2 separate regions of the Homo sapiens genome follow, and region 1 is linked to region 2. A link is an interaction called in ENCODE POLR2A ChIA-PET data of the cell type or tissue named here. Cell type or tissue: OCI-LY7. All regions are shown on one strand. Links, peaks and the distances in the headings refer to the core of each region. The heading gives the core; the rest is flanking DNA.

Evidence for each region. Peaks named below come from ENCODE experiments on the same cell type or tissue, not always from the same donor. Only the 100,000 strongest peaks of a DNase experiment are listed, where the experiment ranks them.
Region 1: POLR2A ChIA-PET joins it to region 2 with 6 read pairs; 8 of 35 experiments call an interaction of 5 or more read pairs at or near these places.

The regions. Positions count from the first base shown.
Region 1 is chr11:34,155,816-34,160,815 of GRCh38, reverse strand. ABTB2 (ankyrin repeat and BTB domain containing 2) reads left to right here. Exons shown (of 17, transcript NM_145804.3): 12 at 463-568; 13 at 808-910; 14 at 1,430-1,520. Among named protein-coding and RNA genes, the nearest start is that of NAT10, 53 kb to the right of the region's middle. RefSeq lists enhancers at 52-552, 553-1,053, 4,759-5,000. In OCI-LY7, for the core only: no CTCF peak of the experiment used is centred there; a DNase peak (open chromatin) is centred at 2,005.
Region 2 is chr11:34,094,974-34,103,177 of GRCh38, reverse strand. CAPRIN1 (cell cycle associated protein 1) reads right to left here. Exons shown (of 19, transcript NM_005898.5): 16 at 6,505-6,699; 17 at 5,882-5,982; 18 at 5,417-5,480; 19 at 568-3,875. The coding sequence ends at 3,811. Among named protein-coding and RNA genes, the nearest start is that of NAT10, 6.6 kb to the left of the region's middle. In OCI-LY7, for the core only: no CTCF peak of the experiment used is centred there; no DNase peak of the experiment used is centred there.

The DNA.
Region 1 (5,000 bases), core at 1-5,000, 59 kb before region 2:
ACAGACACAGGGACCCCCTCACCCAACGCACACACACTCACACGCCTGCCCTCAGCACCCAGGGACCCCCCCACCCAACACACACACACGCCCGCCCCCAGCACCCAGGCCCCCCCCCCCACTCAACACACACATACACACACACACGCGCGCGCGTGCACGCTCGCCCCCAGCACCCAGGAACCCCCCCACCCAACACACACACACACAGCACCCAGACTTAGACTTGCGCTGCCTGGCTGTAGAGGGCAGGGGCCATGGGCTGGAACCTGACCAAAAAAGCCATTTCGGGAATCACTGATGAAGGAACAGGCATCTCTTGCCAAGCCACATCCAGCAGGAACAAAAGATAGCGGCTGCACTACTCCTGGCCTGGACTTTTGAAATTAGCCTGACGTATCTGCATCTGTGAACAGCCAGCCACAGCGGGCAGCTCACAGGCCCTCTCTCCTCTCCCCACAGAACGACTCCGTCATCCAGCAACTGGCTACCATCTTCACCCACTGCTATGGCAGCAGTCCCATCCCCAGCATCCCAGAGATCCGGAAGACCCTGCCGGCCAGGCTAGGTGAAGGCGCGCCCCCTGCGCCCTGCATCACCACACGTCCTCCCCCTCTTCCCTTTCCTGCTTCCTCCCCACTTTGTCATCTTTCTCCATTTCCAAGCGCCAAGGCCCCAGCCTCAGTTTCTCTGTTCCTCACCTCTGTGTCCCACCCCCAACCCCAGACACGCACCTCACAGCACACTCAAGCAAACCCCAGCAGGGGACTCCTCAGCCATATCCCTCTGTCTCCCCGCTTTTCACAGATCCACACTTTTTGAACAATAAGGAGATGTCAGATGTGACCTTCCTGGTGGAAGGAAAGCTGTTTTATGCACATAAAGTCCTGCTGGTGACAGCTTCTAACAGGTAGGCAGCCTCAGATAACAAACTCCCAGCCCAGGGGCACAGAAGCACCTTGTTTCAGATTCCAGGTGACAGAGAGTGACTCGCTGGGGCTGTACCCTGCAGCCTCTGCCCCTCAGACTGCAGTCACATTGCAGCAGAGCCCCACTCGCCCCACAGCGGGATGAGACGGGGTGGACCCAGGGCAGCAGGAAAGGGGGGCTCTGAGGTGGTGTTCTTTCTGGCCTAGTTATTGCTTTTATTATTAGAAAACATAAATATCCTGGAATGAAGAGTCAGCATTCTGGCCACAGGCGTCAGGTCGCTTGTAGGGTGGGTGGTGGGGACAGAATTGGGCTCAGCTCAGATGTCTTCCTAAGATGGTGTAAAATGGCACTTGCTGAAAATTATTTTAGGAGCACAGCAGTAATTTTTAAAATGTTCCGTCTTGTGGTAGCCGGTCAGGTGACAGATGGTGCCATCGCCACACAGTGGTGAAGTAAAAGGTTCAAAACCCACCTTGCTTTGTCTCCTTTGCTCCAGGTTCAAGACACTAATGACCAATAAATCAGAACAGGATGGGGACAGCAGCAAGACCATCGAGATCAGCGACATGAAGTACCACATTTTTCAGGTGTGTGGGTCTTGGTGCCGCCCTCTTCTCAGAGGGATGACCCTCCCCCAGGAGCCCACCTTGTGGGCAGCTGTGCATTGGTTGTCATTGTTCACTCTATTCCCAGTGCCTTCTGTATTCTGTTGAATGAATAGAGCATCCAGGTCTTTCCCTGTGCAGAGGTAGCCATCCGTTGTGGGGCTGCAGCTTCAGAGCCTGTCACATGGGTCCTGAGCTCTAACCGCTGGACAGGTGGTCTGGGCAGCCTGCAGACAGACGTGCAAGGACAGATACAAGCCACACAGCTGGGGTGTGAGTCCTTGTTATCAGGGTGGGCTCCCAGCCAATGGGCATTACTGAGAGCTTGTTGGAAATGCAGAGCCCCAGGCCCCACCCCAGCCCTCCTGCATCTTCACAAGCTCCCCAGGTGGCCATGTGCTCAGTGCAGTTTAGGAAGTGCTGGTGGAGGCTGCGTCACTTCTCCCAAGCATCAAACCCCGGCCACATTGGTCAAACACGTGGCCGTGAGGCACACATCCTGACTGTAGATCAAAGTCAGGTCTTTCGGGCTTTAAGCTTTGCAGAACATACAAGGTTACATACTAGAAACTCCAGTCAGGGCAGACAAGGTCCAGAGGAAGACCTGGCTGGGATCTCAGCTGAACCCCACTGAGAGGAGCTTTCTAGAAAGTAGCAACTGCAGGTCTCCAGGCTGTGTGGTGGGCTCAGGGCTGCAAGAGCTGACCCTTATGGGCTGGGACTGAGGCCAGGAGGCAGCTGGCAGGTGGGTCTAGGGCCTTGCCCTGCACAGGAGTGGTTTGTGATATAATAGGAGAGATTGCAAACCCCAGAGTCTCACAGAAGCACATGGGGCCACCTCTAAAATGGCTTTTTTTTGTTTTTTTTGACACGGAGTCTCACTGTCGCCCAGGCTGGAGTGCAGTGGCATGATCTCGGCTCACTGCAAGCTCCACCTCCCGGGTTCACGCCATTCTCCTGCCTCACCCTCCCGAGTAGCTGGGACTACAGGCGCCCGCCACCACACCCAGCTAATTTTTTGTATTTTTAATAGAGATGGGATTTACCATGTTAGCCAGGATGGTCTCGATCTTCTAACCTTGTGATCCACCCGCCTTGGCCTCCCAAAGTGCTGGGATTACAGGCGTGAGCCACTGCGCCCAGCCTCTAAAAGGTTTTAAGCAGTAGGAGGAACTCACCATTACTAACACTTAGGCAGGCAGGGTTCTAAGTGCTTTGCTTGGTTTCCATTGAGGCCTCACAGCACAGTTCCAGGGAGGTAGGTATGTTATTATCCCCTCTTGGTAGAGGAGTCAGAGGCATGGAGAGGTTGAGTAACTTGCTCAAGGTCACATAGCTGGGAAGTGATGGAGACAGAATTCAAACCCAGGATGTGCAAAACAGCCAAGTTTGCATTTGCAGCGGTAAGAAGGGATGGAAGGGGGCATGGCCACCTCCAGGGGACCAGTTAGGGGCTGCTGAGGAATCCAACTGAGTGACAGTGGTGACCTGGATTGGCAGTGGCTGGGGGGATGGAGGGAAATGGACCAGGGAAGAGTGGATGGGACTTGGAACTTGGTAACTGACGGATGTGGGAGGAGGGGAGGCCCAGGGTCTGGCATAAGCCAGGTGGCGTCTCCCCTTCCCTCTTTTCTCACCCCTTAATCCAACTCACTGGAGAATGGGCAGCTTTAGGAACATGTCCAGGTGAGTGGGAGCAGGAGGTGGAGTCATGCTCAGATCAGGCAGGAGGCAGGTCCTAGAGGGGCTACAGGGATCGCTGGAGACTGGGGAGCGCACTTGTGGCCATGGGTGACCACTGCCTGTAAGGGGACCTGTGCGGGCTCAGTCGCCTGTGCTCACCTGCCAGGCCAAGGGAGGGCATCTGTCATAGAACAGGCTCAGCAGCCCCTTGGCACCTCCCGGGGTTGCTGGGAGGGCAAATAGGGGACAGGCTTCAGGTCCACAGCACACACATGCCTTCCCCTGGGCCTCTTGCCAAGTTCTGGCCGACTGTTCTAACTAGGCCCAGGGCACTGGCCTTGCCCCGTGGGTCTCCTGGGTACAGAATTTTGCCATATCCAGGGCATCATTTCAGATGGGGCTTCCAGACCTCAGCTCCGACTTTCCGGGCCTCCCTGGAGGGGTCAGCCTGAAGCCATCAGTCTGGGGTCAGGGCTCCCTAACAAAGCCTGCAAGTTTTCCAGCAGCCCCTAAATACCGCATTGACTCTCATGCAGGCGGGGTGGGGTGGGGGTGTGTGGATCATTATTTTGTTTTCTGGAGGAGGAAACAGAGGCCCAAGGACATCTAGACAGTACTGTCGGATACAGTGTGAGGCATACATTGTAATTAAAAATTTACTACTAGTCACATAAAAAATAAAGAGCAGGTGAAATTGATTTTAATATTTTTGAACTTACAGTATAGCCAAAATATTATTTCAACATGTAATCAATGTAAAAAGTTACTCACAGCCGGGCACGGTGGCTCACGCCTGTAATCCCAGCACTTTTGGAGGCCGAGGTGGGCAGATCACCTGAGGTTGGGAGTTCGAGACCAGCCTGACCAACATGTAGAAACCGTATCTCTACTAAAAATACAAAATTAGCTGGGCGTGGTGGTGCATGCTGCATAATCCCAGCTACTTGGGAGGCTGAGGCAGGAGGATCGCTCGAACCCAGGAGGTGGAGGTTGCGGTGAGCCGAGATTGCGCCACTGCACTCCAGCCTGGGCGACAAGAGCGAAACTCTGTCTCAAAAAAAAAAAAAAAAAGTTACTGAGCATATAGCCCAGAGGGCCCCAACCCTGCCCTTCCCACATGGTTTCTGCAGTATCAGCTTCCAAGTGGCCCACTCAGGACAGAAGGAAACCCTGCTGCCCTTCTACAGGTGGTCCTGTCTGGGGCCTTTCCTCAAGCAGCCTCTAGCCCCACAGGCTGCCTGGCTCCAGGAGGCACATGACCTGTATCCTGCTAGGGACTGCCAGGCTGTGCAAAATTCACCCACCTCTGCCTGCTGGCTGCCCAGCTCCCATAGCAAGGCTCCAGGTGAGCCGTTCTGATCTGACTTCTGTGGCCTCATATGCATTCAAGTGGCCTCAGGGAGATCCATGTGCCACGGATGCCAAGACTGGGCCTTGCCAAAACCAAATCCTAAAATGCAGCAGGAGGTAGCCTTCCAGGCCAGGAAGGGAGCTGCAGCCTAAGGTGGCTGGTAGGCCTGGCCCTAGGGGCTGCCCTGAGGCCATCCCTTAGCAAAGAATCCCAACAGGAAGATCTGACCTGCCTGCCTGGTGCTCTAACCCCAACCCTGTATGAGGGGCATTCCAGGCACTGCTCCTGCTGGTGCCTCACCTTACTGAGCACTCACTCAGTGCCCTGCATGGGGAGGGCAGAGGGACCTGGGCATGGCCTGCCCAAGGCACACACTATCTGGAGGGAGCAGACGGACACTTACTGTGCAATCATGAGCTCACCACCCA
Region 2 (8,204 bases), core at 1,362-6,361:
TTTAACTAGGGTATACACTCAGTCATGGCTTTAATATCTGCCATCAACCACATTGCTCCATCATGGCATCTGCTACACTTTGGTGTCATCAGTCTTTGATTAGACAGTTCAATGAAAGCAGAAACCACAGTAATTTTTGTCACCACTAAATGCCTAGTGCTTGGCATGATGCTGGGCAAAGGATACCCTAATTTGCTGAATAAAGCCTTAGTTTAGTTGCTTAATACAGTGTGTCTCCCTATTAAACACAGTACTTAAAATTGGTATTTCCAAATAAGCATTAATACACAAATGCCTTTGCTAGATGATCAGGAACAAACTGCTGATCTTCCACTGCCTCTACTCAAAACAGCCGTACTGCTTATGTAACTGGATTAAGCTTCAGAACAGCTTGTTAAAAGTAGGATATTAGTAGCAGAAGCTGAGAAGTGTATTAGATGAGGCTATCAGATTGCTTTTATAAACCTTTTCCTCTCTTCACACCAGTAGCACTTCTTCACCTACAGCTTTTGCTGGATGGTTTTTAACAACTTAAGCAGACTGCGTTCAAGGACAGTGAGAAAACCAGACTTTCATATTATTTAATCTAGTGTAATTTTAAACATTCACTAGTCTTTTGCAGTATTTTTGTAGGATTCAAAATGGAAAAAGGTATGAAGATGAGCCTTAACAATTTACTTTCGTTTTCCTGAGGGGTCTTCCTCCCCGTTAACTCCATAAAAAGGACAAGATCAAGGGCAATACTGATTCTGTGAAATCTAACTTATAATCAACTAAAATTTAGAATGCTTAAAAACAACCCAAGTGGAATGCAGATTCAGGAGCTTAAACATAAAATGAAGGGTTTGAATTCGGCACTTATCTGCATTCCACTTCCTCTAGTTATATGACGGAAAATATAATGAACAAATGTCCTAAAACACTTAGGAAGCTGACTGCTCAACTAGTTGTTAACTCATCACCTCAGTTAATGAACCTTCTGAGAATAAGCACACATTCTATGTCTCCTTTAAGTGGAAAAGTCTCCCACGTAAGAGCTGCATATAAAAGGAGACAAAAGAACTGTAGAAGCTAACTGATTAGAAATACTTAAAGGATATTTGTTTTAATATCAAGGTACAATGATTGAAAAAAAACTTTTCCATATTTTTTAGGAATTATTAGGATCTGGAAATAAAACTGCCCTAATCAAGGTAATCAATAACATTCTACCTTTTTAAGTTTTAAAAAAGAAGTTTCATATCCACATGAGATGATTTATATTATGCATATACAAAAGTATTTTGTATGTGAGCTTGCTACACCAAGAGGCTACAGTGACATGTGTGACAATCATTTCCTTGAAACTCTGCTAAAATATGCATTTGACCAAACAAAAGGCCTTCTGCAGCTAGGACAAGCAATCACATATTATACAGAATGCTTAGAACCAAGATTCAGATCTTAATGAGACTTATTGAAAAGTTCTCTGCCCCATAATGAGGCACCCCTTTAAAAATATGGTCTGAGTAGAGACATAAAAGATATACATTTAAACTGTGATGGTAAAATAACCAAAAAAAGAAAAATTATAGTTCAAAAAAAGGAACAATTCTTTGAAAAAACATACATAGAAACAGTCAAACTATGAACACCTTTACACATTCACAACATCTGCACTAATGCATAGAAGTTCAAAACCTAGAAGGCATTTTCTCCCCCATCCCTTCTCTGAAACTGATTCAGAGGTCACTGTGTGAAGAACTTACTTCAGTCCTGATTGTAAATGTCATGAAATTATTTTCTACACAGATAGCAAATTTAGTTTTATATAGGACTGCAAGCATACATCATCTAGGGATTACCCAGTAAACCACAAATATTTTATCCATTCCCCTAAGATACAGGTAACATATGGTTGTGGTACATCCCAGGCAGATGTCATTTAAAGCACGCAAGGGGAGGTGCTAGCAAAAAAATACTCATTTGCCAAAGTAACAGGTTAACCCTTCCAATATGATGTACCACAACCACACATGAGAAAAGTCAAGAACTTATTTTATTTTATTTTAAAATAAACATTGAAGATCCCCCATTTCCCACCACCCTACAAAACTTTTGAATGTGGAATGTTCAACAGCCTATCCATTTTGGTAGGTTACAAAACCAGCAAAAACTCCAGTTGTCTAATGATGAATGTTTGAGAATAGTTTTGTTTTTAAATAGCTGAGCACCTACTGGAAGAATTCCTGGGCTAAATGCTGAAAATAAAATTTAATTTCTGCACAGAAAATACCATTAACTTAGTAGCCTTTGCTTAAAGGTGGGATTAATTCTCCATGAAGTCAGAATGAGACAATAAGCAGCATTAACTTCCTAGGCACACAGAACTAGTGCTCAAACTGCTAGCACAAATTCCAACAGAGTACATAAGGCTAAGTCACTACTCAAGTGTCCATTTCCATCAAATTTAGAGACTCTCCCTATGCATCTAAGGGAAGGAATTATCACTGAATATAAATGCCTCCAGGAGAAACGGAGAATTCAGTTAAGGTTAAATTAGACAAAAGATAATAAGTGCAAGTACTAGAGAAATGTTGCTGGAGATAAACCATAAAATTTGTGACACTAACGTGGCATGGGGTGAATCACATAAGCTGCTAGCTGTTGAACACCAGTGTTTCAAGATACAACTTTTATAAACGTTTTATTTGTTTTGCTTATACCATCAGAACTGAAACTACTGTCCGTGATTTCCCTGAAACAGGGAAATCAATCTAAAACACATACTGGTGCCTTTCAAAAGATAGCAATTGAAAAGGGTGGTAGCAGCAGGCATTTGGTATCTTTTCCTTTTAAAAAAAAGCTTTCAAGCTGAAGGAAAAACATGTGACCGAGAGTGTTATGATTATCCACTAGAGATTTTCATCAGTACCTGTACCAATTTAGGTGACAATACAGCAAAATCCAAGGATTAGTGACAGACAATGTACATGTCATAAGGAATGATAGATAGTACCAATCCTTACAAAAGTCATTGTCTCAAAGAAACTGTTAAGTGTTCAAAAAGGTATCTAAATATTTCACATTAAGTACAGAAGCGGCCATCCGGATTACATCCCATATTTGTTGCATATTTTTCAAAAAGTGCCAATCAAAGCCTAATTTTGCATCTTGGCTTTGTCTTATACAGTATCAGCTGTTAAAAAGCATTTTACATGTGTTTTTAACCACAGTTGTTTGGCCAGATGAACAGTGCTGTGTCAAAGCTGGTAGCCAGCCTTATATGTGTGATTAGGACCCATGCATAATTTGGTATGCATCTGAACGTTCAGTGCTCCAATTTAACTGGAAAAGCTGTGAAATGCAGTTGTTCTGCCAAACCACACTCCACTCCTTTCATCTTCCTTTCTAGGGAAATAATTTAGTTTGTCAGTTATCATTGAATAACTCGAGGGCTGATTTGTAGATTTTATCCAATGTCATAAAAGTCAATCTTGCCTTTTTCAAGCCACTTCAAATAACTATGGAGATTATTATCACCCTGTAAAGTATATTGTTTTACTCCTAAGCAAGGGTGAGGAATCTGAGTATCATGTGCAAGGCTCAAGATGACGCTTAGGACAGAACATGCAGAGTAAAAATAGTTTCCTTCCATATCCAGGTAATAGAAAGCTGACAATTGTAGTCCTGTCTTTATGGGATGAAAACAGTCCCTTTACAATAAGTTTCCTGAAAGGGAGAACAAATAGATAATAACTCTTCTGGTAACATATTATGGTACACTGGCCAGTGTGTTTTTGGCGATTAAACATAATCCTGTGAATCAGATTAATTCACTTGCTGAGTGTTCATTTGCGGCATCCCTCTGTTGGGTCTTGGGGGCCCTCCACGACCTAGAAGACAAAAATGGCATTTGATTTTTCTTTCAAATATTATTTGTTTTGCCTTCAAGCAGATTTTCATCTGAAGTCAAGAAGCATGTGGGCAGCCTGTCACCACATTATTAGGCTTAAGAGGTCAATTCTTCAGTGTTCAAGTTTCCCCTGTCCTGGAAGTTGTCATGCGCAAATTTGCTCATGTTCTCTTAGCTAAAAGAAGAGTAAAGCTAATGGAGTATTCCACCAGTACTCATTCATTCATTCATTCAACAAATATTTATTGAGTGCCTACTATGTGCCAGGCACCATCATCAAGCGTTGGGAATAGATACAGCAGAGAAGACAGACAAGGTACCTGCTCTCATGGAGCTTACATTCTAGTGTACACTCTAGCTTACATTTCAGTAGTAAGTAACATCATACTATCAAAATTAATAAAAGCACCAGAATGAAAACAGACCTTATTACCTAAACTGTTAAAAAGAAACTACATAACATTCAAAACTGTATAATGACTTTTAACAGATAAAATAACTTTTTACATGCTGTTAAAACAGATTTTTAGCTATCAGTTAACTCAACTTTCATCGAATATGCTACAAGGTGGGAAAGAACATAACCCACATTCACATGCAAACATCCTTTGATACTTCTAGTCAAGTCAGTAATTCCCAAGTGATCCATTAATTTTTAGAAAAATGTACCTTTTTCCTGGCCAGTTTCTACTAGTATTCAAATCAAAGTACGTTGTAATTCCTCCTTAACACACATTTTATACATGTTATGGCCAATAGAGGAAACCTGTTTGATGTTTAACCTCCCTCAAATCAGAGAACCATTTAGAATTTCAGACTACATGAAATGCTAGCTCTAATTGTTAAATAGGTTAACTTCCTGCCAAAATGGGAAGTAGTTTTCCAACAGTAAAAGAAAAACAAAAAACTCTCTAAACCTGTAATTTTTTTTAAGTATAGCTCAATAAGTTAGGAATTTGGGAGTTTTGTTTAAAAGTCAGAAATAACTTGATATTTATATCACTAATAGAGGTCCAAAAGGCATTGCAAATTCCATTAGTTCTATCACTTCTAAATGGTTCTCTAAATGTTAACTATGGCTTATCCGGCCATTAAAGGGTGTCTGGCCCTAAAATATAATAGGCATGTTTCAAAAAAATGAAAGAGGAATAATAAATTTATATAAATGTTCAATCTCATTCCAAAAATGTCTTACAAAAATGTTTCAGTAAGTACTTCCTAAAAACATTTAGCAGGTTTTAGGACCTGAAAAATAATTTTCAGTTGGAAAAACACTTTTTCTGAGAAGAGAATATGTTCTAGTTTTCAAGACAGTTTATATAGTAACAGGGAAAATTAAATCATTCAAAAATTAAAATTTGGGTCCAAGATTAAGTTTTAGAAACAGAGCATTTCATTTAATCCCTAGCAACAAGTCTGGAAAGGATAAATGTATTCCTAACATGCAGACTATTAACAGCTCTTCCAAGGCCAGAACAGAAGCTCCACTTAGGAGCTAGGATCACCACCACAAAATATTACCTCGTGGGGCTCCCCGTGGTCCACTCTGCCCAGAGCCTCGCTTGAAATTCTGCTGATATCCATCCTAAAAGACAAGCTAGTTAGTATTGAAAAGGTACTTTTTAAAAAATGCTTACCCATCTATTCTTTCAGTCTAACACTCAATACAGAATTCTTCCTTAATCTTTTAGACACTTCAGTATCAGTTTATCACAGCTACACCTTGTTCTGTAATTGTTGTACTTCTACTATTCTCAAAGAACATTCAGTGAAATATATTTCTCTGCTCTTGGAAATCACTGTCTTTAACAGGCTTTACTAAAGGAGTACTGATGTTGAGTGCTAAAAGCTTTTGTTTCAACAGAGTGTCTTGGACACCACAAAGTTAACGCCAAATTAGTTACTTAGGTTCATTAAGCAACAACACTAAGTCACTTTCATTGGTATATTTAGTTCAGGTTTACACTTTAGAACTACTTTACCTACCCGTTGATAGCCAGAGTAATCCCGGGGAGCACTGAACTGAGACTGTGTATAACCACTGTTTGGAGTGTTAGAGAATGAAGGGCGGTAACCATCATATCCTCCTAAAATTTAGGACAAGAAAAGAAATAATTTTCTTATCTTCACAAGGAATTTTTACTTTTTTATTAATGAAGACGGGAAGAACTAGAAATTATAAGCCAGGCTAGTTAATCAAATTAATCTCCAATTTCCTATCTTGATCCAATCTGTTTATAAATTTCTGTAAGTACTAACTGCCCCTCAGAAGATAAACTTTTAACCCATCTATGCATGTAAACACACATCTGTACAAATATAATAAACAATCCCCGTAAGTTTTGGTAATGTGGAAAATACTTATCCTCCAGGAGATAGTGGTAGACATTAATTTGACATAACCAAATGAACAAAAATTCCATGATCTGTTATTTAAATAACAAATTATACCAAATACACAAATTGTACCAAAATATACATTGTTTAAATTGCACATAGGAGGCTAATGCAGATACATCCTTCCCAAAAACTGTGTGATATATTTTACAAATCAAAAAATAATTTGAACTAGTAAAAGGTCATTAGAACCTCCTTTTTTATTTTTTTACCTCTGAATCCATTGGCAGGGCCCCGGTATCCATTCATCAAGCCTCTAGCACCACGGGAGCCTCCACGAGACACACCACGACTATTGTAATAGGGCTGATTGCTACGTGGAAATCCAGTGTTCTGCTGAGGAGGCTGCTGGTGGTTACCAGTCACTTGATGGGACTGGTCTGGGGAACCATGGTAAGTGCCAACCACTATAATTTAAAAAAGAAAAAGATATATACATAAACAGCTCATTACCGTTTGTTCTCCCACGCACTTTCTAGTTTAAGAAGTGTCTTATACAGTCTCCTTAAAGTTTAATCCTTAAATTTGCATACAATGATAAGAAAAACTACACATGAATAAAGTCTCTTACCTTTCTCCTACCCTTAGACTCAGCTATTGGGGGTAAAATTCTCCAACCACAATTCCAAACCTTTGAAAGCAGGGTGCATGATTGATCCTTCCAAACAAATTATTTGAAAGGCTATATTAACGTCTTCTGAAAGGCATCTACTTTTTAGCACAAGAGACCCAAAATAACTCAAAAGATTTACTCTTAGTACATTACCATTTTGTACCATTTAATTACTTCTTTTCATTATAAAGCTCCTTAGTGGTAGAAGTTTTCTTATTCTTTTAAATATCCTTTTTTTTACTTAGTAAAACATACAAAACCACTCTCTCATATTTAAGCAGCTAGATGGTAGAATATGTCATCAACTACATAGTTTAATCAGCAGAGGCCTTCGACTTGTAGCCCTTAATGCCAAATTCCATTTCAAAGTATTTAAAATGGCAAGTATAGCCAATTTAGAAAACAATCACATGGTACTCACATTGGCACTCAACCCACTTGAAGGTTCTAGACTAAGGTACACACTAACATATATACAAGCTCCATCCACAATGGACAGAGTTCTAGAATCTAGAAATTTTCAAAAATTCAATACTACAGAACAATGTTTATAATTCAAAGAGGAGAAAAAAATAGGGTGCTAAAAGTACCTTTGGGAGGTGAGGAAGGCAACAGAACAAAGGAAGGCCCACACACTAACAACAAGGGTCAGAAGCTGCTGGCCAACCCAAATCTCCCCTTTTGGGGCAGAGAGAAAAGCAGCTGTATGACTCTTGAAAATCTTTACTTGACCTATTTTACACCCTTAAGAAACTCCAAATACATTAATAGTTGTTAGAATCCTATTTTACGATGAAAGCACTAGGGAATACCTAGAGAAAAAGAGAGAGCCACTGCTCCTCTTGAATTACTTAGTAAACCAACTACATCGGTGTCATCTTTTTACATAGATTGCCTTTTATTATATTCCCAAAATTTAAAATTGTAAGTGAATGACAAATACACATAACATTTTCCTTGTAAAATGGTTCATGTGTATCCATGTACAAAGTAGCCAAAAGAACTGAATTTTAGAATCATTTTATCAATAACAGCTTTTAATCTTGATCAAATCTCACTGTAAGAAATTCATAGCCAGGCTGGGTGTAGTGGCTCACACTGGTAATCCCAGCACTTTGGGAGGCCAAGCTGAGCAGATTACTTGAGCTCAGGAGTTTGAGACCAGCTGGGCAACACAGTGAGACCCCATCTCAACAACAACAACAACAACAAAATACAAAAAATTAGCCAGGCATGGTGGTGCATGCCTGTGGTCCCAGCTACTTGGGAGGCTGAGGTGAGAGGATGGCTTAAGCCTGG